Linked DNA regions of Homo sapiens: regions 2, 3, 4, 5 and 6 are each linked to region 1. Evidence: chromatin loops called from intact Hi-C (ENCODE). Cell type or tissue: dorsolateral prefrontal cortex. All regions are shown on one strand.

Region 1 (4,000 bases):
CCAGAGGGCCACTAGAAAACTGTCCACTAGGCTGCCATCACAGACCACTGGAGCAAGGTCCGCTTGGGGATGTCTTTGAGCTTTTTAGATTACTTAGATAATTGTCTTAGTTCTCCATTCGGCCTCCTTTGCTTAGACCAGAATCCCAGGGGTAGGGGAGGATATCCTTGCATCAATGCCCGGCATTCGTTTTCAAACCACCAGGCCGGCAGGCAACGTTAGTCATCGGTGCGACTTTTCAGCGGAGGAAGGAGTGGGGACCGAACATCTGGGTGGCCGCGACCTTGGGCAGATACTCCTTAGCTGGGGGATTTTCAAGTAGAGGATTTGTCAGCACAGTCCCTCCAATTCAGCCCCGTCCTTAGTAGAAAAATTTCTACAATAAACGAAAAGAGCGTTTGGTTTTCGATTGTTTTAAAGACAAAGTGATCCATATTGCCTGTCTACATGGTTGGATTAATCCGATAGTTGCCCTCCTGGGGGCAGACCTCCACGGGAAGTTTGTGTGATGGGATAATTTAATGTCATCTAAGTCCCCTGGAGGGGCGGTTCCCCTAACTACTCACCCAGGAGAAAGCCAGCCAACACCTACCTGATCGTTCCCGCCTCGGGATGGCCCACCTATCGCCCCTTGGCAGGAAAGCCCCCGCCTCGAAGGGCGTTTCGGGGGCTCAGAGCCGAGCTAAGCTGCAAGAGGGGGCCATGGGGAATGCGGGAAGTGAATCTTTAACTTTGGTGCCCGGCTTCAAAAGACTCAGGGCTTCTTGTGTTCAGGCAGAGGTAAATGGAGATTCAAACTGTCGTCTTGCATTAACAATCCGGAATAAAAATAAAATTCGTAAAGGGATAGATGATCGGAAAGAACAAATGGTGCATGTGTGCGCGAACGAGCCCCAGTTTCTCTCCATCCAGGTCCCCAGCGGACTCAGAGCGGCCGCCGCACTCCACGGCCTGGGAGGACAGAGGCCCCGCAGCCTCCCAACCTCGGCTCATGTGGGGGGCGCGCCGCGCAGGGTGGGCGAGTCCCCAGGCCCCAGAGTCTGCCGGAGCCAGGGTGCGCGGTGCGGCGGGAGCCGGCCGTCGGAGGACTGCAGGGCGAAAGCGCCTTCCTGGGGCTGGAGCAGAAGGCGTGTGCCCCTGCACGGACGCGCCTTGGCTGTGGGTGTGGGAAGAAAGGCTTTGCCCCGTGAGACAGACCCACAGACAGCCCCGGAGCCGCCGGCGGGGTGAGGTGGGCTGCAACCTTGCAGGTGGCTGGCTGTTCCCAGGTCTCCGGCCCGGCGCCGCAGCGGACCCAGGCGCCGGGGCCGCAGCCAGCCTTCCTTCCGAGTGCTCCCTTCGCGGAACCCTGCGCCCTGGGACCTTCCTTCCGACGTCCCTCACCCCGGCCGGGGAGTGGCACCAACGCGGACGCACCGCCGGGCCTCCTGCGGGTAAGGCGCGGTCGGCCCCCAGCTCTGAGCCTTCTGGGCAGGAGCCCCGGGGGCCTGGGCCGGGGCCGGTGTTTGCACCTCTCAGGACAGGGACAAGGCCGACACCCGGCTCGGTGCAGCCGGCCTCCCCCGAGGACCTGAGGGCCGACGCCTCCGGGAACCGCTGGTCCTCGCGAGTGGGTCGGCGCCTGGCAGCGCGCGCCGGTGACCTGGTGGTCCGTCTGCTCCCAGGCCGCCCCTCACAGGCTTCCCGCCGCTTCCCCGCGAGCGTCAGCAGAAAAAGGGACGATGTGGAAGCCCGGAGGCCCCTTGGCCGACCCAGGCTGGGGCTCTCAGGCTGGGGGCACCTCACCCCGGCAGGTCCCGCGCCTCGGGAACCCGGGGCCAGGCAGCCGTCCTGGGCGCCCGCACCGCGCACTGCGCGTGCTACGAGCGCCCCCTGCCGTCGGAGGCGTTGTCTCCGCGGCGCCTCTGCCCGCGCCGGGCTCCAAGGGCCGGCTCCGCCTGTCCCCGCACAGCGTCCCCTGGGAACCGGGTCTCCAGAGAAGGAGGCCTGGGGAAGACCGCGCCGCCCGCGTGGGACCCCGCAGGGCCTGGCACCTGGTTTTCTAGGCTGCAACTCTCATCCCTCAGGGTCCGGGCGGGAACAGCCCCATCGGGGAGACCCTCTCAGACTTCCAGGCACAGACCACGGACGCTTTTGTTCCTGGAGTGGAGGGAGGTGACCCGAGACTGGGGCTTTCAGCCACCGCTACGCATTCCTTCCAGGCGGCCCTTTTAATTGACGTACACGTTACAGAAAAAGCAAGGCCGCTCCATCCAGTGAATTACATTGTGGGAGATGCCAAGGAATGTATTTACTGGCAGCCAGGTTTGCCAATAAAAGTTGCAAATAAAGACTGCTGGTTTCCAGGAAAATGTACTTCTGTTTTTTAAACACTCCTTAGTCTTAATTACCAAAAACTGAGCCTCCAAAGAACCGGTTTCGAGAACAGGACCAGTGAGTGGCGGTGCTGGCGAGGCCTCACACCCCCACGTGCAATCACACACCCCGATGTCGCCTATGGGAACAAGGACCATGCACACCTATGGCTTTGCCCACAGAGAGGCTCGCCCGTATTTACATACGCAGCAGACACAGACACAGGCGAAACGTTGGCACACAGAGAGGTATGCGCTCGGATTAGGGCTGTTTAGTTTGGAAGTGAAGAAATAAGAAAAGACAAACTATGGCAAACAGGCGAATTTCCACAGAAATAAATGTCTGCGAGGAAAGGAGGCACTTGCTCTGTAGTGTTTAGTTATGGTCGCCCTGGTAGTTCTTTTTAGTCCGACCGGGTTGACTATAAATGAAGGCAGCAGAGAAATGCAGAATTTACATTTACTAAAGGTCCGCTTTGGCTTGGGGTCACAAGGACCCCAGTGGGAATTAGAAAATCTCCCCACTCACTAGATGGAGCAGCACCTCCCCCCACAAAAAAAGGGGTTTGGGGCAGAGTGTGCACGCTAATGAGAGGCAAATTTATTCCATGTTTCTCCAATCTTAAACACGGACACTCATAACCACAATTATAAAGACTGGTAGGATGCACAGAACACTTAGTATGCGGTCATCCTGCTGTGTGCTTTAAACACTCCTTTCACCTAATCCTCACAAGGACGCTGACATGGATATTATGATCTACATCTTACACATGAGGAAACTGAGCTTAAAGAAAAGAGAGAGCTTTCCCAAGATTACACAGCCCTCGCAGTTGCACTCTGCACAGGCTCACTGGATCTAAGACGCCACTTATGATAAGGTACAGTGCTTATGAGCCACTAAGAGGGGAAAAAACTAAATTATTAAATATCATCAGTGGTAAATCTCATCTCCGTTTCAGTTGCTAAAATGAAAAAAAAAATGTGCATTTCAGATCGATGATACGTTTACTAATCCATGTAATCAACAAACACATAGAGGCCTGCTCCGTGTTTGGCTTTCTTCTAGCAGCTGGGTGTGTAACAGAGCACCCTTTGCAGACATCCATGAAGCTAAATACTAATTATTATGGGAAGGATGTTTACCCACAGCAACCGTTGAATCTATTATATATGTGTACACATACTGACTTGCACTGGTCTGGTTTATCTGCACACTTCCATACTCTTCTAGAGATGCTCACGCCAGTGCTATGAGGAGAAACTGGTATACGCGCATGCACAGAAAAATGGTATATATTTGGACACAGACATTCTGTATAAACGAATAAAGGACCTGCTGGTGAATGCATTGTTCTCTCCTCCTGGATGCTATCTGGTGGCTCCTCTCCTGCTTTTCCCTTCATTTAGTTTCCCCAAGGAAGATTCTCCAGAAAACACAGCAAATAAAGCAGAGAGGCTCTTTTCTGCCCCTGCCTCAATGGTGGGCCCGCTCTTACCCACAGCTCCAGACAGATGGGCAGGCAGGCAGGCAGGCCAGGAGCCTCAGAACACTGAGGAAGCAGGAGCAGTTCCTCTCGGACCCATGGCAGACGTCAGCCAGAGGAGGCTGGAGGAGGGATGGGCAGCAGGAGGTGGGTTTCAGG
Region 2 (4,000 bases), 590 kb before region 1:
GGGGATAGGAATGATCAGAGAAGTTACTTTGTACAGTGTCTCCCCGATGGTAAATGATAGAGATGGGATTTGGGGAGACCTGGCTTTCTGACTCTAATGCACGCATCCTCCACTGGTACCTGTGTTGTTTCTCAATAACAGCTTGAGGAAATGAATGACAGAAAGTAAAATCTGCCTTTTAGCCCTGCAGAATGGGCTCCTCTGTGAGAACGTGGCTTCCATGAGAGGGGTGTCTTCCTTTGCCATCCCTACTTGTGCCATTGTTTCTCTCACAAGGCGGCTGTGTCCTGTTAGCACCCAGAATTAGGAAGTGTGGAAAATTAAAGCCATATTATCCTGTTAAAGTGTTTCAGGGAAATGGGATACTTTGATTTGCATGGAGGAAAATGCCAAGCCCATGTGTCACTTTTTGATTTGTTCACAGCAAAGCCAGAGCTTCTCTAGTGCAGTGCTCCCTTGTGAAGGCAAATGGTGCAGGGCCAGGCAGGCCCTTTTACGGGAAATGTCATCATTTTTATAGACCTGGCCCTTGACGTGGTCAGGTTTAGCAACTTACTTGGGACCACACAGGCAGTGGAGCTGGAGAAACAGCTGGCAACAAAGCCTCCTCCTTCCAGCCAAATGGTCTTTCCCTGAAACTATCTACCTTCCTCAGGAAACTAGTCTTTTAATAGCATCTACCCTCCACCAAGAACCTGGGCGGGAGGAGGAATAGAGGCATCCTTTGAGAGCCTCCTTCCCACTCAGTGTTTCCACTTGGAGAGCTGGGCGGCCTTGAGTCGCTTGGATGAGTCAGGGACATGAAGCGCTTTGCCTTATGGTGCGGGAGAGCCTCTGGCATCACCTCCTACTAAAGCCAGTAATGGGAACAGTTATCATAATGGATGTGTCAGTTTGCTAATGACATTATTTAATACTGACTTTATTCGTTCTTCACATAAGACATTATTGAAACTTAAATTGAGGAAGTTGCTTCTCCTAGGAAGGGTGTGGGACTGCTGCTGGACACAGAGGTTTAACTTGCAACCCTTTTACTAGTTAAAAGGCTTAAATTTTCACTGGCTTTTTGACAAGTATCCGTTTAGAATCAAGTCATCACCACCATTATCATTAGAATTGTCATGGCTCCTGTCTAATGCACTCCAGCTGTTAGGCTAGTAAGCTTGAAGATAAAGGTATGCTTTGGACACATTCTGCTTTGATAAAAATCTTGATCACCCCAAGAGTCCCTAATTTGAAGTCAGAGTCACAAAGATTGGTGTTCTGCAGCTTTCCTCTTGGTAACAGAGTGTACTTTTGTTTAACTTTTTTTCCTGTGTTTTTTAACCAACATCTCTGAGCACCTATTACTACCTTGCTTGACAGTTAAGACAGCAACCTTTAAAAGTTAATGTGGTCTGTCCTGAACTGTCCAGAACTAGGCAAGAGGTAAAGAAACCACAAGCAAACCTGAGGCATGATCTGCAGTTTATTTGAATTTGTTTTGGATTCTATGTTTACTGTAGGCATCAAACACTGTAGAAAAAAACATAAGAAAACAGTTCTAGAGACCTGCTATGGTAGATTTCAGGAGTGCCTTCTGTACTTAGCAACAGTGAACTTTTTAAGTGCTTCCAAGTAGACTTGTGCCTTGTGACCCACACTATTACTACATTTTGGTAAAAGTAAACTCTTTCTGGTCTTGGCACCAAAAGTAAAACTTGTAGAGTCTAATTAAGGTTGTGTGCATAGCACTAGGTGTTTATCAGTGCAGTGAGGGAAATAAACCACCAGGTGGCTCAAGTATATAGCATCTGCGTGTTTTAGTCCTTGATAATTATAGTTTTGCAGTTGCTTTGTACTTCAGGGAGACCATTTAATATAAACCATTGTAATAATTTATCTAGTTTTTTACACAATCTTAGAATGCTAAAGTAGAAGATTGACTGTTTTGAACTGTTACTAATGTTTGTAAGTTTTTGGGCACAAACTTATGTTTTGCTTAATAAAATAAAAACTTAGACATTATTTGTGTTTTGGCTGAAATCAGTCCCCAATTGTCATCTTGGGATGTTATGATTATTTACTTATATATGTATATATTTATTTTGGCATATACTCTCCACAGTTGCAAATGAAATTAATAGATAGATGTTTAACTTCACTGTTGAAATTTAAACTGTCAGCATGATTTATTATTTATATATTTATTTTTATTAACTTTTTTTTTTTTTTTGGTAGAGACAAGGTCTTTCTTATGTTGCCCAGGGTGGTTTCAAACTCCTGGTATCAAGCCAGCCTTCTGGTTTGGCCTCCCAAAGAGCTGGGGTTATAGGCATGAGCTGCCATACCCAACCTTGTTGCCATGGTTTACATTGTCTTATTTTATACCTTCATTCTTTAGAAAAAAAGAAGGACACATAATACCTAAGAAATCAACATGTAATTTTTATGGACTTAATTATTTCCAAAGAAGGCTTTTAAAAACTTACTTTATCCCCTGAAAAGGAAGTTGCTTTGTAGCTTTCCACTTACATTAGGATAAAAAGAATAAAATGTCAAAGTATTTGCTTTACTTTAGAATATATATGCAGCAAAGTTCAAGAAAATTATCACAGTTCTCAGCAGACCAAGGCATAGCATCTCAGTTTTGGTTCTCATACTTTTTATATTTGAATCACAGAGTTCTTGGAATAGATTTTTTTTTTTTTGGCCTGATAGCCTTAAGGAATAATGGAAAATAAAACACTTCTTCAAAAATGTAACGTCTAATTTCCTATTTGTCTAGGTCTTTTTGCTTCAGAATTTTTGAACAGAATCATTAAGTACTATCGCTTCTACAGAAGAAGAAAAAGGAAAAGACAGTGAAATTCAAATCCGTTTTTTCTTTATACTAAGTCTGGTTAAAGCTTTTACTGGAGAAAAGATGCAAGCTTTTAAGCATGTGTTTTAAAATTACTATGATTTTACCCTTGCTAACTTCATGTGTGTATAATTACCTCAGAAAGGAAACAAAGATTTTTATTGATATTATTTAAAATAATGTTTTCTTTTTCTTTTTAGCAAAGTACAGGCTGATAATTCCAAAGGCTGTTTAAGGGGTAATTGTGGCTGACAGAGCAGCATTCACGGAACATCACTACTGTGCTTGGCTGGAACAGTGTCACTGTGTCTGAAAGTCTTGATAATGTTCAGTTGACTGTACTAATTGTCCTGTTTTATGCATGGCTAGCCAAGTGGTAACCAAGAGTTTTAAACAATGGATCTTTATTAAGGTATTAATTTTTGTCAAGGAAACTGACGTGATTTGAAAGAATGTTTACTGTGTGTGACACGTGTGGAAGAAATTGTTTGTGTTTTCCCCTCTTCCATGTTTAGGAAATAAAATAACCAAAAAGTGTGTGCGTGTAGCACTTTTTAACCTTAATTGTCTTTTATTTATATTGGTATCTTGATATAAAAATTGAAATTTGTTATAATGATAAAGAAATTAGAGATGTGAAACATGATTGATAAAGTAAGGAAGTAAAATTGGTAAAAATGCTTAAAGATATAATTTAGTGTTATAATACTTTTAGCTGAAATGTTTATTTATTGGGTTTAAACAACTATATATGTATGTGTGTATGTTTAAAATATATTCCATGAGGAATCGACCTTTAAGAATCATGAAGCATATTTTCCCCAACTTTCTTCACTCTTCTTTACAAGTCTTAATTTTTTGTATTGTGAATATTATAATGCCATTTCTCTCTGCTTTAATGTTCTTTTAAAGAACATTCAAAGATTACAGTGATTTAAAAAATTAACCTTGAACTCAAGAAGAACTCAATGGAGAATACAGAAGCACCTTAATCAATAGATGCCTTTTCCTCCCCTCACACACACACACAGTCCAAACTGCTGACAGAGCTGAGATTAAGCCAGGATTTCCTGAGGCATGGGAACTACCTAACTTGACTTACATCATGCTGAATTGAGAAAGACACATCATATTTATAATGCTTCTTTTTTTTTAAAA
Region 3 (4,000 bases), 750 kb before region 1:
AGACCCAAAAGATTGTTTTAAGACATAGTAGACCCAAAGTGGAACAATGAATGTGTGAACAACAGTCAAGAAAAAAGTTTAGTTAGTGCTTCATGAGAATACTCATTCAATTAGGAAGTACACCCACTGCTTACTCTAACGTACGTCCTCGTCCTAACTCAGAAACACATTTTGATACTGAGATGACTTCCTTGGCTACACAGGGCCTCCATTTCCCCCCAAAAAGAGGGTTGGATCAGGTGGTGGTTATGGCGTCTCCCAGTTCAAAAAGCCAACAGCATCATTTCAGCGAGGAGTAGTTTAAACTAATGTTTAAAGTATTACAAGTGCCAAGCACTCCAAATAGACTTTAACCACTAAGTAAGAAACCCTGGGCTATTCTCCAAGAGTCTTAAAACTTGCTTAGAGTCCAAGAAGACGGAATTGCTGAAAATAAGTTGTGTTGCCTTAAGAATAGGAACCAAAATATGGTTTTAACCAAAATATTTGATTTGTGTGTTAATACAGACACACTTTTTGTTCTCTGTCCCAGCTTTTAATATTACAAGTCATTTTAAAGTCTAAAACTACGATCAATGGGTTTTTAATGTCATATTTCTCTTAGATTGTTGCTGTTGTTGTTGTTGCTCGGGGTTTTTAATTTCATTTTTCACTAGAAATCTTAGAAATCTGTCAAAGAATAAAGTATGTCTTTGGGCATATATACTATACTTCAAGTTACATGCATTGGAAATTTTACATATGGTATTATCATTGCTTTCAGATTTAGATATTTCAGCTAACACACACGTAGACTTCCCTAAATCAATCCTACCCCTCCACTACCACCTCCACCACTGCTTTTCAAAGGATTTAGCCCATTACACAAATGTTGCTTATATGTATTTCTTCCAGGCAGCTCCCATTGTCTGCAAGTACTCTCTTCAAAAACAAATTCAAAAGTAAAGTTAAATGCAGTCATATTACAGAGATAGCAGCAACAATATTTGGTTAACATAACTTCCCAAAATGTAATGTGTGGTTCGAATAAATTTGTTGGGAAGTGAATGTTTGCAGTAGAAGAGTATAAGCAGATATAAACATCAGAACCTTTACGATTAAATCAACAGAACGCCATTGAAATGTTCTATATCAATGAAGAATGGCTTTAAAGTACAATGCTTTAGTAAACACAGACCCTCACTTTAATCAGTAATTTTAAACTTCCCTTTCACCAAACATTTCACGAATGCCTGCCAGCATGAGATATAATCGGTTAATGTAAGGTTCACCCTCTTCTCCTTTGTCTCCACTATACACATATTTTGAAAATGGAAAGACAAAAAAATGGAAACCAGGGTATTTACAAACGTAATTATTAGCACCACAAAGATCCATAATTCCCATTATTTTATACGTATATTGGAAATGGTTTGTAGCTGCATATGATACCAATACGTATTCACTCCTATCAAAAGATAACAGTCACACCTAAAGGCACATTTCTGTGAAAGCCATTTCACAAAACAGGAAAAAAACTGAATTTTGAAATGATAGAGCTTTGCGTCCTTCTGCCAGGTGTTTTATTTTTATCACATAGTTTCTGTAAGAGAAATTTAGGCACAAATAGTCTTTCTCAATTAGGCCAGCTGGTGGCGGTGTTGACTGCATACCAGAACAGCCTAAACCTGGCAAGAGCTTCTCATTGTTTCAGAAGAGTATTTCCCAAGAAATACAAATGAGTTCATCTTATCTGTGTTTTGAAACTTTCAAAGATATTATTCCCTCATATCAGCGACTACTGTGAACTCCCTTTGTAAAGCCTGATGATCCGTCTATTTCTCTTGGCTCTGTGTACAGCATTCAAGAGACAGGACGTGTTTCATTTCCAAGGCTTAGTTAATCGATGGATATACATTTTATCTGTTCACAGCTAGCACCACTGTTTACCTTGCCCATGACAGGGCTTTGAAACTACATGGGAATTTTCCTATAAGCAGAAGAAAGGGCAACATCTGCATGAGAGAAACACAAGTTTATATTCGGAGTTAGAAACATTAAAATCGTCCAGGCCGCTGTCAGATTAATGTGTATACAGACCCACTCTGGGTATGCAAATCAGGATCTTCCCACGAACTTCTCTTTAATTGTGCTTTTACTTGATATGTCCTTATCTGTGTGTGTGTGTGTAATCTGCCTACTTAATGGAACAATCTCTGACACCAGGGCTTTGAATCATGCCAACAAGATAAACTGAAACCGATCATATTGTCAAAGAGGCATTTATAAATGTAAATACTTCTGTATAATCTGAATAAAATTTTCTCTTTCTTTATTACCAAAGTTCTCAGGTTTACTTACATGCTCCTCTCCTCTCCATATGCATTGCTGAGTTAGTTGTTCATTCCTTTTCTGTAGAATAGAGTTGGCAAATTTTTCTTAAAAGATCAGATCATAAATATTTCAGGCTTTGGGGACCAAGAGGTAAAGTCGAGACTATTACGTGGGCACCTACATAACCACTTAAAAACGTAAAAGCCATTCTTAACTCAAGAGTAGTACCAGATGCAGAGGAAGGACAGATTTGGCCTTGCAGGCCAAAGTTTGCCAATCATCTTCTAGAGAATAAATTCTATCATGGGATGTATGTATATTTTTCCAGTAAAATCCACAAAGACTGGCAGAAAAAAAGACTCTAGCCTGTATATGATGTTAAAATTTTTCTAGTTAAAAATTTTCCAATTTAAAGCTACATATTAGAATTTGATACTAATCATTTATACTTTTTAAAAATGCATACTATTATCACTAAGAAATAAAAATCCTGGACCTGAGATCAGAAAATTTGGCCCAAGAGACACTCATAATGCTGCACAATGGGCTGTGTGTGGCGACAGGGGCAAGAGAAGACAACCAGAAACACCCCCAAATAAATAACCATAATGCTGTGCACAACATACCAAGCACAGCAGGCAATTTTCAGTAACCACCTTATAGCGTGTTTTAAAACTTAGTGTTGACAACACAACATTTTTTTCTTCTTATCGTTAAACATTTTTAGTTTTATTTGTTTTAACTGACTAATAACAATTATACATATTCATGGAGTTCATAATGATGTTTCAATACATATAAAGTGAGTGATCAGATCAGGGTAATCAGCATTTCCATCATCTCAAACATTTATCATTTCTTTGTGTTGGGGACATTTCATAGGCACCAATACCTTAAATTTTAAATTTAGAATTTATATATTTTTGACAATTATTAGCACTGTAGGTTTTCAAGAAAAGATCCCCCTTCTTGCAGACTTGGGACTGTGCAGGGAGCGCTCCGGAGGCCAGGACAAAGGGTATCAGCGATGGGCTGGTGTTGATGTCTCTTCCCTGGAGATCTGAGAGAATGAGGAACTAATCTGTTGAACTAACTTAGAATGAATCATGAGTTTTGGGTTCACACTTTGTTTTTTTTTTTCCTTTCACCAGCAGCATAGGGTATTTTGCAAACTAGATTAGCTAGTAGAAAAGGAATGGCATGAAATAACAGACTCACTCAATAATTATTTGACTTTGCAATATGGTCAAAAATATTCTCAGAAGCTTACTTTTTGAAAATGAAGAAAAGAAACTTGATATGCCTGCATGCTGGGCCCTGACTTAGAGCTAATAGGGACCTTCAATATCATCCAGTTCAGCCCTCTTAGTTCACAGGTGAGTAAATGACAGCCCAGAGCACTTGAGTGGCTTGCCCAAGGCCACACAGCAAGGAACTAGCTATTCCAGGCTGATGCGTAATCAATCTACTTAACAGCAAACTTTCTAGCTCCAGGGACAGAACCAAAAGCAAGTTATTTTTCTTGAAATGAATGGGTCTTTACTTAGACTCACAAGGTAAGAGTAAAATATGAGCTATTTTGAATGCTTTCCAGCATTGTCCAGAAACCCAATAAAAATGGGAATTAAGGGATACAACTCTCACTACTACTCCAGATAGGATAGGTGCAAGCTGTGGAGAGCCGGGG
Region 4 (4,000 bases), 840 kb before region 1:
TGTATTTCAAAGAGTCCCCACATCAGAGCAGCTTAACAATAGTGGATTGTCAGCATGAATTCCTGCTATATAAGATTTCCAAATGCATCTCAGAGTCTCTGGCTAACACCAGTTTGTGCCCCTTCGTGCTAATATGGAAACTACAATCAACTGAACATTTTTTTTTTTTTTGTAAATGAGTATGTGTTGGAGATTTTTTTTTTACTGCATAATAAAAGCAACATAAAATGAATTTGCTCCAGTGCTTCTTCACACTTCAAAACTCCATGCCCCACCTGCTTGTGCTATTCTTTACTTGGCACCCTGCCCGGACTGTAACTAGGTTATCAGCCGGGTGATGGCAGGAGCCTCCAGCCTGTGCGCTTCAGTCGAGCCCGGGTGTCCCACGGAGGTCCGCGCGGCGCTGATGGAGACCGGGATCAGTTTGCACCCCAAGGGGACTTGGCCACTCTGGATATTGCTTTTATAGACTCCGGTTGTTTCTGACTCTATGTTTTTTATTACATTCCTTTGCAATTCTAGCAGCTGTTTTTGTCAAGAGTCTTAATAAAGTTTGAACTGCTAAACGAACTTTATGGAAATTGGTCACAGAAGAAGTCTATGCGGCACCTTTCAGAAAACCAGAGGTTACGTTGCCCCTGGGCTACCTCCGCAGTAACAGTAGTGACAAACAAACCTAACAGCGTGGGTGAAGGATGATGGTTTGGCAACCAATTTCTGACTCGATTTCTGAGAGACTACCATCCACACACACACTTAGTTTCTTTAGATCTATTTACCACAATTTATTAGAAACATTTGGCTGCATGGCTCAAATGGTGAAGTTGCTCTAAGGACCTTTAAAGAGAGTCAACTCATGTTTGGTGTTTTGTTTTGCTTTGGTTTTATTTCATGTTGCTTTTCAATTTTATAAACCTAAGACTCGGAATAATTGAACTTAGAAACTTTCTATGAAAGAAAAATAAAGTGTCTGAGATACTCTTAGTTTCTCTCTCATTGCTTAATTATACTAAAATGTTGGTCAATTTTGTTATGCATATTAATTTGGCCATGAGGTTAACTTGATTTGATGGCATCTCTAGGAGCCAGTGAAAAACTCAAACCCCATTTTAGACTTGCCTTGGGTATACTGGTTTACCATCCACTTCACATACCGATGTTATGGAAGAATAATTCATCAACAGACCAAAACTAACCATTCATCAGTTTGGGGTGTGACTTCATCCATTTCCATGAATAAAACAGACCCTAAAAGCAATAAAGCAAACTGTTTCATAGCCTTAGTCCGGCAGCTGGATGCCCTCCATCCTGGATAGTCCTGGATTATAATGGGTCCTTTATGAAACATCTCTTTGAAAAATTGGTGTTGCCACCAAACAGAGTTAGTTATTAGCAACACTGCAGCTAGTTGAACTAAAATATTTCTATATAGATGACCCAGTGACTCACCTCAGACTTATGAGGTGTAAAATGCAGAGGTCAGGTTAGATGGTCTTTAAAGATCCTCACACCTCTAACACTGGGGCTTTCTAGGACACAGTGAGAATTCTAGGATGAGAGAAGATAGCCAAAGCGGCGGAGTCGCACTAGGTGGAAGGCACTGGTAACAGAGTGCTTTCACTGCGGAATAAGCAGACACTTCCCCTGTTCCAGGTGGGCTGCGGCGAAAAGCAGGTGACGCCCGGGTGCAGCTGGGTCAAGCTCCAAAGCAAACCAACCTTCACAGAGCCAGTGGCTCCAGGGTCAGCACTCACATCCAGCTTCCTCTCCAGACTGCTGAGAAGTGCATCTGAGTTCAATTTGCTTTTGTCTGTCAGAATCTATTCCAACAAAAAGGAGAGGGAAAACGTAATCATGGTGAAGGACCCCACATCCTCTGCGATGACGTCACAGCGAAACACTCACTCGAGATGATTTACAGCTCCGTTCTCAGTTCCCAGCACCGAGAGTCAGTGGACACTTCTTTATATTGTTCTTGCTACTTTAAAAAATGGCCCGATTCCAATCACTTACTTATGTTCTGATACCCTAACGCCTGTGCTTCGAACGGCAACCGAATCTGCTGCTCATTACGATGACCTTCTTCACTTCCTCCTGTCCACATCACAAAAGCACACTTTCCTTTAGCGACCAGTGGAGGGTGCTGTTGTATTTGGTGTGTTTCCACCTTCCCTCCTCTCAGGACAGTTTTTGTTTTTTTTTTTCCCTAAGGGAAAAGGGCTCTTTCCCATAGTAATGTGAACATGATGTATGATAATGAAAACAATAACTACATCAACATATTTTCCCCAGAAGTTGTTTTTTTTTTTTTTTCAGAGCATGAATGTAGGGCTCTTAGCTATAATACACTAAGATAAATGAATGGACTTTAGAGAAGTGTGGAAGGTATTGAAAAATGCTTTCAAGATGGACATGGGCTTCGCAGACCTTGTAATTTAATGATTTTGACTACTGGATATTAGGAGTTTCATTACATGTCATCGTTCAATAGTTTAAAGATAATATAACAGCAATAAAACGTAGCAAACAGCAAGAATAACATCTGGCCACAATCAGCCCACTGTCATAAAATAGACTCCCTGACTGCCTTTCACAGGGCATGAACCTGGCAAGAATGAATGATAGAAAGACACACTTTCAGACCGAGTTGTGACAGCTGAATATTATTTCCAACCACTACACTCAAGATCTGTGCTAGGCATTGCTCCATTCCCTCCCTGAAGCCTGAACTCAAAACACTCAATTTTGTTCTTGCCTTTTCCTTTCCCACAGTAAACTTCTGCTTCTACGTGACAATATCTTTTTTATAGTTTCTTGCTAATTGGATTTTGCTCTGTACCACACAGGTAACCTAATAAATCGATTTAAGAAGCACAGCAAGCTTATAGCATGCTCCAAAAGAATCTAGAACAACAAGTAAGGAAACCTGGCTTTAGTTCAAGCACTTTCATGAATCCCTAGGAGGGCTGCCAGATAAAACACAAGACATATAGTTAAATTGGAATTTTAGATAAACAACAAATAACTTTTTAGTATAAGTATGTCCCAGATGATATTTGGGATATATCTATGCTTAAACCTGTCTGTTGTTTATCTGAAATTTAAATTTAATGGGGCTTCCAGTAATTTTATTCGCTGAATCTGTCAACCCTAACCATCAAGGACAGCCAAACTTGGAATGACTGCACTATGCTGTCTACAGAATTTCAAGTTTAAAATCTTATTTGTCTATCTTGCATGAAAATATTTTTTAAAGACTGAATTTACATTCATTTAAAAATGTGACTGCTTTATAGCTTTTGAAGAAGATAAAGGTTTCCTTTCTCTCTTAGCCTAAAGAGCTTTCTGCTGCCAAAAGCCAGATGGAGATAATTTGGCTGATTTATTATTCTGATTGATGGAAAACTCAGCTTAGGAAATGAGGTTTTTGTAAAGCAAGGCTGACAGATAACAACAGGATTCAGCCCAAGTTACACCAAACGAGTCAAAGACTTAGCTGCTTTTCTGCCAAACCCAGGTAGAAACCAAGGGGCTGGAACAACGGCCCGCCCAATGTCATCTCTGGTGTGGCATCTGTCACTCATTAACTTTGCTTCCATCTTGGTCACCTGAGCAGAATACCCAGCTCTAGCTGCTGCCTGGGTTTTTTTTCCCCGGGAACAACCAAGCAGGTATTTTGGAATGCTCAGCAAATAGTGGTGCCTACACAAGAAAGAGAGAATAAGCCAGGGTCCCCAGCAGCCAAGTAAGTTAGGCATGTAGGGATGCCCCACTGGCTTTCGGACAATCAGTGAAGCTGGAATCCATGACGCTTCCTCAGCTGCCGGTGTCACTGCTCCCTTAGGAGCTGAACTGAACCGTGCAGATGTGGAGAAAAGGGAACCTTTGCATACCGTTGGTGGGAACGTAAACTAATACAGGTATTCTGGAAACCAGTATGGAGGGTCCTTAAAAAACTAACAATAGAACTACCACACAATCCAGCAATCCCACTTTGGGG
Region 5 (4,000 bases), 250 kb before region 1:
TTAGAATGGCCCATGAGTGTTCCAAGATGATAATTATAGACAACTACCTTAGTATATTTTGATCATAATCACAGAAATGCAGTTCCTAACAAGGGTGGCAACTTCTAGACTGTCAGAATGGTTGCAGCCATATATATGATTTTTATTAATAAACAAAACCAAGAAGTCTGCACATGGACTAGGGCTCAGTCTTGCTAAAAATATAGTGAATAACACAAATACACTTTATTATCTCTTCGATAATGCAAAAAAGGTAGAAGCATCCATCCTTTCAAGGCTGAGGGAGGTGTACATTCTGCTTGGCAATTCTCCAACTCACAAACAGGAAGCAAATATATTTAACCATAAGAGGCATCCTGATAAAAATAAGTTTAAGGGCACTTTCCAAGTTAGTCCCTACTGTGATCCTGAAGTCAACCAACTATTAGCCAGAGCCAAACAGCAATTTCCAAGGTGAAAGGAGATAAAGATACTAGAGCAGACAGCAACTCTCAGCCCAGATCCAATGTAACACACCACAGAGGCTGCTGTCTCCGTATGTCCCCAGCCTTATTCATGGTTCATGGGCTTTGGAAGCTGTCACCCAGGTAATCCTGTGCTTCCCTTTATGATGAGTGGAACTGAACGCAGCATACGGACTGTCAGGTGATTTTTTGAAGTGGGAAAACTGCAAAACCCAGTTACGTTCACTACAACAAGGAATGTCGTATGAATGTTTTCCTCTGTACCATCTCTAAGACCCACTTCCTTTTATACTTTATAACTTGGTAGTGGAGTCAACATTGTCTGAGATAAGAGCCTGAGAGCATCTTGATGACAGATTCGAATGGCAAGTGCTGGTGCTCATTCCCTCTGGAAAGCACAGGGAACTCTTGATAGAGGTAGAAATCTATTCGCATGTGGGACAACTCTATGCATTCTGGGACTGAGTTCATTAGTTTAGTTTCTTAGATGATAAGTGTGCTGAAAAACTTACAAACTCACAAGGTGTCCTTCCAGCAATGGTTTTTAATATTTTTGCCCTCTCTCTCAGTGGCACATGAGAGTTGATGCCTCTCACCTCCAAGATGGACATAAGGAAGGATTCTGTTCACATCCACATGGCCCTGTAGGGAACAAAGTGATTGGTCACAAGGGTAAGATGTCTAGGATGGAATATCAAAACTACGCAGCCTAAAGAGTTCCACACCAAACACTTCTAAGCTAGCTGCTGGGTCTAGGGTGGAGCCCCCTACCTGTTGAACTCTGTTGGAAATAAGAGTCTGTACTCTTGCATTTTGTCCAGATCCGCTACAGCTTCCTTGCTCTGGGCAGTATGCCAGGATTGCCTGTCTTGAGCAAAGCTGGGGCATCCCCATCATAAAGTGAAAGGAGTCCACTGCAGCTGCAGACTATTAAAATGCAAATTGGGCAAATACGTTAGCTCTCAGCCATCTGAAGAGCTAATGTCTACAGCAGTGGTAGAGTTTGGCACTCCATATGGTAGCTAATAATGTTTTCAGGGCCAGGAGGAGTTTTCTGATTTATGGAAGTAAAGGGAGAGAGTGTAGCTGCTGAGTTGTAAGTAGGAATAGATACAGGCAACCTCTCACAGGTAGGTTAGAGCACATTTCTGTGACGTTGTGGCAAGCCTGTGTGAATTATAAAGAGAGTTTTCATTTTCAGCAACTTTATTCACCAAAATCAGAAGATGAAAAAAGTTAGGGTATTTTAAAGACACATACACCAGCATTATCACCATCACTACCGACAAGTTTGATCCTCACCAGCCATAATTCCAAAATACAAAACTGACCCCCTGAGGCAGTCTATGTACTTACAGGGAGGTTAAGGATTCCCAAGATACTTTACTGTTCATTGTTCAGCCATTTGAAATTCTGGAGGATGTTGAAACGGTTGTGGGGAGATTTTGGATTTGAGAGATTAGGTACACAGACACACTGTCTGTATGAATATGTATTTATAAATCCAATTTGTCACGGTCAGAATCTCCCTGTAATGTACCTGCATGCATCCATCCATCCATACGTGTGTTTGTGTGTGTGCATTGTAGTAGCAGATAGAAAAGAGAAGGTTAGACTGTATGGTGCCTAAAATTTGTTGAAAAAGTAAATTAAAATTCATTTTCAAATGTTTCCATTTCCAGAAGGGTGAATTTGTGTACATTTTTTTCTTGAAAAATATTGTTTCTTTGTCAACCTGCTAGTCAGCATCCTGCTCTCAGACTGTATTTTGGTTAACAAAAGTAACATTTTTATCACTTGGTCCAGTTGAATATTTCTCTCAGTGGATCTTTGAGTTCTTTTTCCTCTGATATTTAACTTCATTTACTACTTCCTGGTGACAGCTGTTTACATAACAAGTCAGGTACCCTCTCAATACTTGGGGAGTAGTACCAGCCCTCTCTAGACTGCATTCTGGACTCTGCAGTGATCTCTGTTCTAGAATAGAACTCTGTTCTGTTTAGTGTTAACTGAAAAATCCTTGGCCAGACTCCAGCTTCTTGCATTTTTACTTTTTCTTTACTAAGTAGGCCCTCCCTTCAATGGTAGAAATAAGAAAGAAAATGAGTTGTAATTTAAGTCACCAAAATTTGCTTGATTAGTGGTTTGAGCAAATGGCTGACACCTAGAGAAGATGTTGATGTGAATGGCTAACAGCTCTGGGACTCTGAATGTCTTAGGTCTATGGATCCCCAAGTGCTTTTCCCAGAGCAGGTCATACAGGCACTTGGAGCCACCTGATGTCTTTCCTGACACCATATGCAGAGATTGTTTGGCTGATCAACTGACATATAAAGTATGGGAGTTAGCTCTCTCTATTTGTCATAGGTAAACAAAGATCAACAAAATAAATGCAGAAAGGTTTTTAGATGCCAAGTGCTTATCTACCACAGATGAGGAACTTTTATTTTTTTTCTGACAACTACACATCTCAGACCCACAGACTTTTCTTCTCTAAAGAAAACACAAAAAATAACCATCAGTTAATAGTGAAGAATGGCTTATTTCTCATCTTCTTTTTCATTCCATTTACTAATTATCTCTGTGCTTTAGAGTGAGCTATCCCTTAGCAAGAAAGGATGATAATAAAGGAAATATTCCAGGATAATTTGAGATTTTGAGGTATCTCCTCTCCTCTAAACGTGAAAAGAAGACAAGACAATCTCAAGACATTGGAGATAAGGCTGCTCATGAATGTGGCCCATCTTGCTGCTAGATCGCGAGTCTGCAGGCAGCATCTGGTGTGCCCACATGCTGAATGAGAATGGCTCTGCAATGTGGTACTGACATTTTAGACCAAATAATTCTAGCTGTTCTGTTCAACAGTGTCCCTGAGCTCTGCCTGCTAGAAGCACCCAGACAGCCCCAGTTGTGACAATCACAGATGTCTCCAGATATTGCCACATATAGCTTGGGTGATAAAATCACTCCCAGTTGGAAACCACTCTTCTAAAAGGATAGATAGGAGCTAAATAGTGCTGGAGGACATGATTAACAGAGAACATTGGAAGTTTGTCATCAGCGTGTTGTGTTTTGGTGTTTACAACAAAATCTGAGTTCTGAAGTCTGAAATTCCAATTTGGTATGTGGTATTTTTGCCCTTGTTTGCAGTAAAATAATGCCATTAAGGTAAACTCAATGTCAGTGGCCTCATCCATACACACAGACTCATAATCCATCTTTCTCTAAGTTCTGTTATCACATATCTGTGTATGGAAAATTGGTGCACATTAAAATACGACTTTTAAGACAAGCATAGTTTTCAGTTTTACAGAATAAAAGCATTTCTGCTACCAAATCTTGCCTGGGTGTGAATTTTTACACCTGAGATATTAATCCTTGAAAAGAGGTTTTTATAATGGAAATGCTGACACAACCTTAGCTGCCCTGCTTGAAATGGTATCATTATATTATTCCACTCTTGACCATGTCCATGTTCTGAAAACAGTGGCAGCATTGTCTGCCTCTGAATAGTGCTAAAGGACCATGGAGGGGAA
Region 6 (4,000 bases), 430 kb before region 1:
CACTCACTCTCACCCAGAGCAACTTCCAGTCCTGCAAGCTCCATTCATGGGAAGTACCTTATACGGATGTACCATTTTTCATCTCTTGTACTGTACTTTTACTGTACTTTTCGTGTTTATAAACACACATACTTACCATTGTGTCACAGTTGCCTACAGTATTCAGTACAGCAGCCTGCTGTACAGGTTGGGAGCCTAGGAGCAATAGGCTCTACCATACAGCCTAGGCGTATAGTAGGCTGTACCATCCAGGTTTATGTAAATTCACTCCATGATGTTTGCACGATGAAATTGCCTAGTGACACATTTCTCAGAATGTATCCCCGCTGTTATGTGATACATGGCTGTATGTTAGCGGAATTCAAGCACTCCAGTCCACAAATCTAAATGAGGGACATATTCCCAAAGAAAAACATTAGTTAAGGTTAGTGTGCCTTCACGTTGCCCCTGCCTTCTGCCATTAATGAGCAACTATATGTCCAGAGTGCACAGCAGTTGAAACTCCAAATAACCCTCATGTTTTTTAACTTCAAATTTCATTTTGTTAATAAAAGTTGGAGAAAAAATTTATGTGCTTATGTTACTCAGCAGTCACTGATCCAAGGAGCATATTTCGGGAGGAATTAATGCTTTGCTTCTCATAGGAGTCTGAATTGGGAAGAATACTTTTGAGAAAAGTTATATGAAGAGCTGTTTTTTTTTGCAGTGTTTTAAAATATATATTTGTTTTTCTGTATGAGCAGGATATTGATTTGACATATCAAAGAATGGGTCTTGCTGCTAGCTGAAGGAACACTGAAGTGTGCGGGCCCAGTGGAGGTGGGGACCAGGAGTGAAGGCTAAAGTCGACAGTGTGAAAGCATAAGCTCCCTCAAAACAAGCCTGCATTCATTCTTGAGCGCGGCTTTTCTGGCAGTCTTTCCAGCTTTTACCAGTATAGTTTGCTTATCAAAGCACTTTATCAGTGGGGAAGGGATGTGGGTTAACCACTTCACTTAGCTCTAGCTAGCTGTCCCAGTTCGCAGTCTGTCAGCAAACAGCTGCTTTTCAGCATGTACACCCTGTACTGTGCAGCTGATGCAAGGCTGGGACAAAACCAGCTTTGTGTCAGGAGGTGGGGATGGCAAAGGGGGGCGATCTTCAATGAAAAGGGACCGAGCCCAACTTCAGGCTTTAATTTATAAGGGCGCTTTGGTGAGCTAGTTTTTTCACCACCACCTCCCCCCCAACCCTCTTTATTTCAAGGTTCAAGGTTAACTTTAAAAGTATGGTGTACCAAGGCAGGTAAACTGGAGATATTGTGGCAGGGAATAGTTAAAATGTTTATCTTTGGAAACAACCATTATACTAGTACTACTTACAGTACTTATTTATCTATTTATTTATTTATTTTTACCGCTTTTCTCTTTCCCCTGCTCTCTTGTCTTCATTTGCTCCTTGTCTTTATGTCTTCCTTTCAGGCTCCTTTAGAAACCATGTGCAGGTTGCCAACACCTTTGAGACCTTAGTGCTAAGGAAAGTGCGGCTTGAGCGGTTGTAAACACTAGAGAGCAGCAGAACCAAATCCCAAGCAACCACTTCTTTCTATTCACAGCATCCAGGCGCTTTGTTATGTTACAGCATAATTTGTAGAATTTTCCCCTCCCAAAGACATAATTTGAGGTGAACTATGACGTAGACATTGATGCCATCACCGATGTTTGGTTTCTTGTTCTGGGCACAAGATAGGATTGTACTTCTCGTCTGTTTGAACTCAGACTTACCAAACCAGAGTTTTCTTTCCTGCTACTCCCTCCCCCATTGTGAGGGACATGTGTCAGATGCTGCTTCTCTGTCCTGGGAGTCCAGAATGAGCAGGACCCCCATGCACAGCTGACTAGTGAGGGAACTGCAGTGTGAACCAGCGTACTTCAGTGGGAATGGTTTATTTGGAGGCTCTGGTTACAACAACGTCGTGTAGTTTTTTGACTGATTCTACAGTGTGAGAACTTAATCTAGTTTACCTCCTTTTTGGACCATTTGTAACTCTCCACTAAGATTTTTATCTGTTTCCCACCTTCTTTTACTTGTACAAGAAGCAGTTCTCATTGAGGGTGAAGTTGAAGGGGCATTGTCAGTTCACGGGAGAGCTCCAAGTGTATGAAGTGTTGATACCCAGACAGTTTGCCTGACTGAACCATTTCTTCAGCTCCCTAAGTGCAGTTACCTTTATTAGAGAAATGTCATTTATAATCATGATGCTACCAAGGGCTCCCTCCTTTTATCTCACAAGTTCAGGCTGTTCCTACCTCATTACCTTTCGCCTCCAAAAGATAACTCCAGGTACAACAGGAATAGAAATTAGGATGTATCTACTGAGCACTTATTTAAAACCTTACTTACGAAAGTGTGTTTTATGGTTCAGGATAGCATAAGGTGAGCTACGCCACGTTAATTTGGAGAATACTGCTTACCATGCAGATTTCACAGTACATATCAGCATGCCATAGGCTCTGAAGTCTTTCCGTGCAGCTTGTTTTATCTTGTTTATGGTTTACTTTTCCCATAGAATATGCTTCGTGAGGATAACTGCTTATTCTCAGTATATCCTATATTTACTTTCTGACATTTATAGGAAGAGAATTATCATTAATCAGCATATATGGTCTTACTGTTTAACACTGTCTTGGCATTTTGCCTGGAGCCCCATTTATTTGGGACACACAAGTATGATAATGGGTAACGCCAGGAATTTCTATATGCCTTGTATGGATTGCTAAAGCCTAGAACAGTTGATGTACTAAGTGATCCCTGGGACAGACCTTCCTGGGAAGAAGCATTGATTACTAGGTGCCAACAAGCAGTAAGGCTCTGAAAATCAGTGATTTTTTTTTTCCAGTTAGCAAACCTATTAATGAATCAATAACTCAGTTTATTCCCGAGATCTGCGTTTATGAAAGACAACTTCATAATCTGTTATACTGATGTGTTTAGATCTTTATCCAGCCAAGACCTAATTTATCAACACCTTGTTATCTTAAATACTTTACACAGAAGGGTCATAAATCCTCCTTAAAAGGGCTTTATTTCACCATTTAATTAAGTCTCCCGATTTCCTTCATTGACTTGAAAAGGGAGTTCAGGGTTGAGTTGATTTTCATTAGGCACACAAATTCTTACATTAAATTAAAGTTAGGTGAAAGGAGAACACTGTCATCTAATTCTTAGAGGTGCAATAAATGACGGCTGAGACAGTCGCCCAGGCCAGGCTGCCCTGCGACATGAGATTACTTGTGGAGAGGATTTTAAAGTACTCTTTTGGCTGGGCGCGGTGGCTCATACCTGTAATCCCAGCACTTTAGGAGGCCAAGGTGGTTGGATCACTTGAGGTCAGTAGTTCAAGACCAGCCTGGCCAACATGGTGAAACCCCGTTTTTACTAAAAATATAAAAATTAGCCGGGCATGGTGGTGCACACCTGTAATCCTAGCTGCTCAGGAGGCTGAGGTGGGAGAATCACTTGAACTTGGGAGGTAGAGGTTGCAGTGAATTAAGATTGCACCATTGCACTCCAGCCTGGGTGACAGAGCGAGACTCCATCTCAAAAAATAAATAAATAAATAAATATAAATAAATAAGTTACTCTTTTACTCTGTTGTTCTGTGTTATTTTCTGCTTCCTAAATAACTTGACCATAGGTAATAATATTGATATAATTGACACAAATTTGAGCTTTTATTTAGGAGAGAAGTCTCTTGGTATGTATGATGGGGGATACAGAAATGAATGATAAGACAGAGAAATAGGTCAAATGCCAAATAGAAAGTAAGTGCCATTTGAGACACAAGATGTGGGAGATGTATAGTGGTGAATCCTTGGAAAATCAGGGAAGACATATCCTGATATCATGAGGAGCTGACTCATGAGTTGGGTTGGCCTTGAAGAATGGATAAGCTTTGAGCTCTGGGAAATGGAGAGAAGGGCATCTAGGCAGGTCAGGCACAGCATTCAACATACCGAGG

What was found. Peaks named below come from ENCODE experiments on the same cell type or tissue, not always from the same donor. Only the 100,000 strongest peaks of a DNase experiment are listed, where the experiment ranks them.
Region 2: it touches region 1 in a loop (8-fold over the local background); 101 of 110 quality-filtered maps call a loop at or near these places.
Region 3: it touches region 1 in a loop (10-fold over the local background); 106 of 110 quality-filtered maps call a loop at or near these places.
Region 4: it touches region 1 in a loop (11-fold over the local background); 73 of 110 quality-filtered maps call a loop at or near these places.
Region 5: a loop joins it to region 1, with 2.5 times the contacts of the local background. A loop is called at or near these places in 3 of 110 quality-filtered maps.
Region 6: it touches region 1 in a loop (2.9-fold over the local background); 23 of 110 quality-filtered maps call a loop at or near these places.

Annotation. Positions count from the first base shown.
Region 1 is chr6:1,602,392-1,606,391 of GRCh38, reverse strand. FOXCUT (FOXC1 upstream transcript) reads right to left here and starts at 861. Exons shown (of 2, transcript NR_125804.1): 1 at 593-861; 2 at 1-376. RefSeq lists an enhancer at 1-301 and silencers at 1,603-1,672, 1,723-2,142. In dorsolateral prefrontal cortex, CTCF peaks have their summits at 1,686 and 1,887 (motif pointing left); a DNase peak (open chromatin) is centred at 1,897; H3K4me3 peaks cover 2,405 bases; H3K27ac peaks cover 2,653 bases; H3K27me3 peaks cover 4,000 bases.
Region 2 is chr6:2,194,036-2,198,035 of GRCh38, reverse strand. The region is part of intron 1 of GMDS (GDP-mannose 4,6-dehydratase); the gene reads left to right. Among named protein-coding and RNA genes, the nearest start is that of GMDS, 50 kb to the left of the region's middle. In dorsolateral prefrontal cortex, a CTCF peak has its summit at 1,781 (motif pointing right); a DNase peak (open chromatin) is centred at 785.
Region 3 is chr6:2,351,712-2,355,711 of GRCh38, reverse strand. All of the region lies in intron 4 of GMDS-DT (GMDS divergent transcript), which reads right to left. Among named protein-coding and RNA genes, the nearest start is that of GMDS-DT, 110 kb to the right of the region's middle. In dorsolateral prefrontal cortex, CTCF peaks have their summits at 1,441 and 1,642 (motif pointing right); a DNase peak (open chromatin) is centred at 1,641.
Region 4 is chr6:2,447,076-2,451,075 of GRCh38, reverse strand. No RefSeq gene overlaps it. Among named protein-coding and RNA genes, the nearest start is that of LINC02521, 190 kb to the left of the region's middle. In dorsolateral prefrontal cortex, a CTCF peak has its summit at 2,143 (motif pointing right); DNase peaks (open chromatin) are centred at 349 and 2,119; H3K4me3 peaks cover 664 bases.
Region 5 is chr6:1,853,919-1,857,918 of GRCh38, reverse strand. All of the region lies in intron 7 of GMDS (GDP-mannose 4,6-dehydratase), which reads left to right. Among named protein-coding and RNA genes, the nearest start is that of FOXC1, 250 kb to the right of the region's middle. In dorsolateral prefrontal cortex, CTCF peaks have their summits at 1,453 and 1,792; a DNase peak (open chromatin) is centred at 1,312; H3K4me3 peaks cover 603 bases.
Region 6 is chr6:2,035,286-2,039,285 of GRCh38, reverse strand. The region is part of intron 4 of GMDS (GDP-mannose 4,6-dehydratase); the gene reads left to right. Among named protein-coding and RNA genes, the nearest start is that of GMDS, 210 kb to the left of the region's middle. In dorsolateral prefrontal cortex, a CTCF peak has its summit at 1,533; no DNase peak of the experiment used is centred here.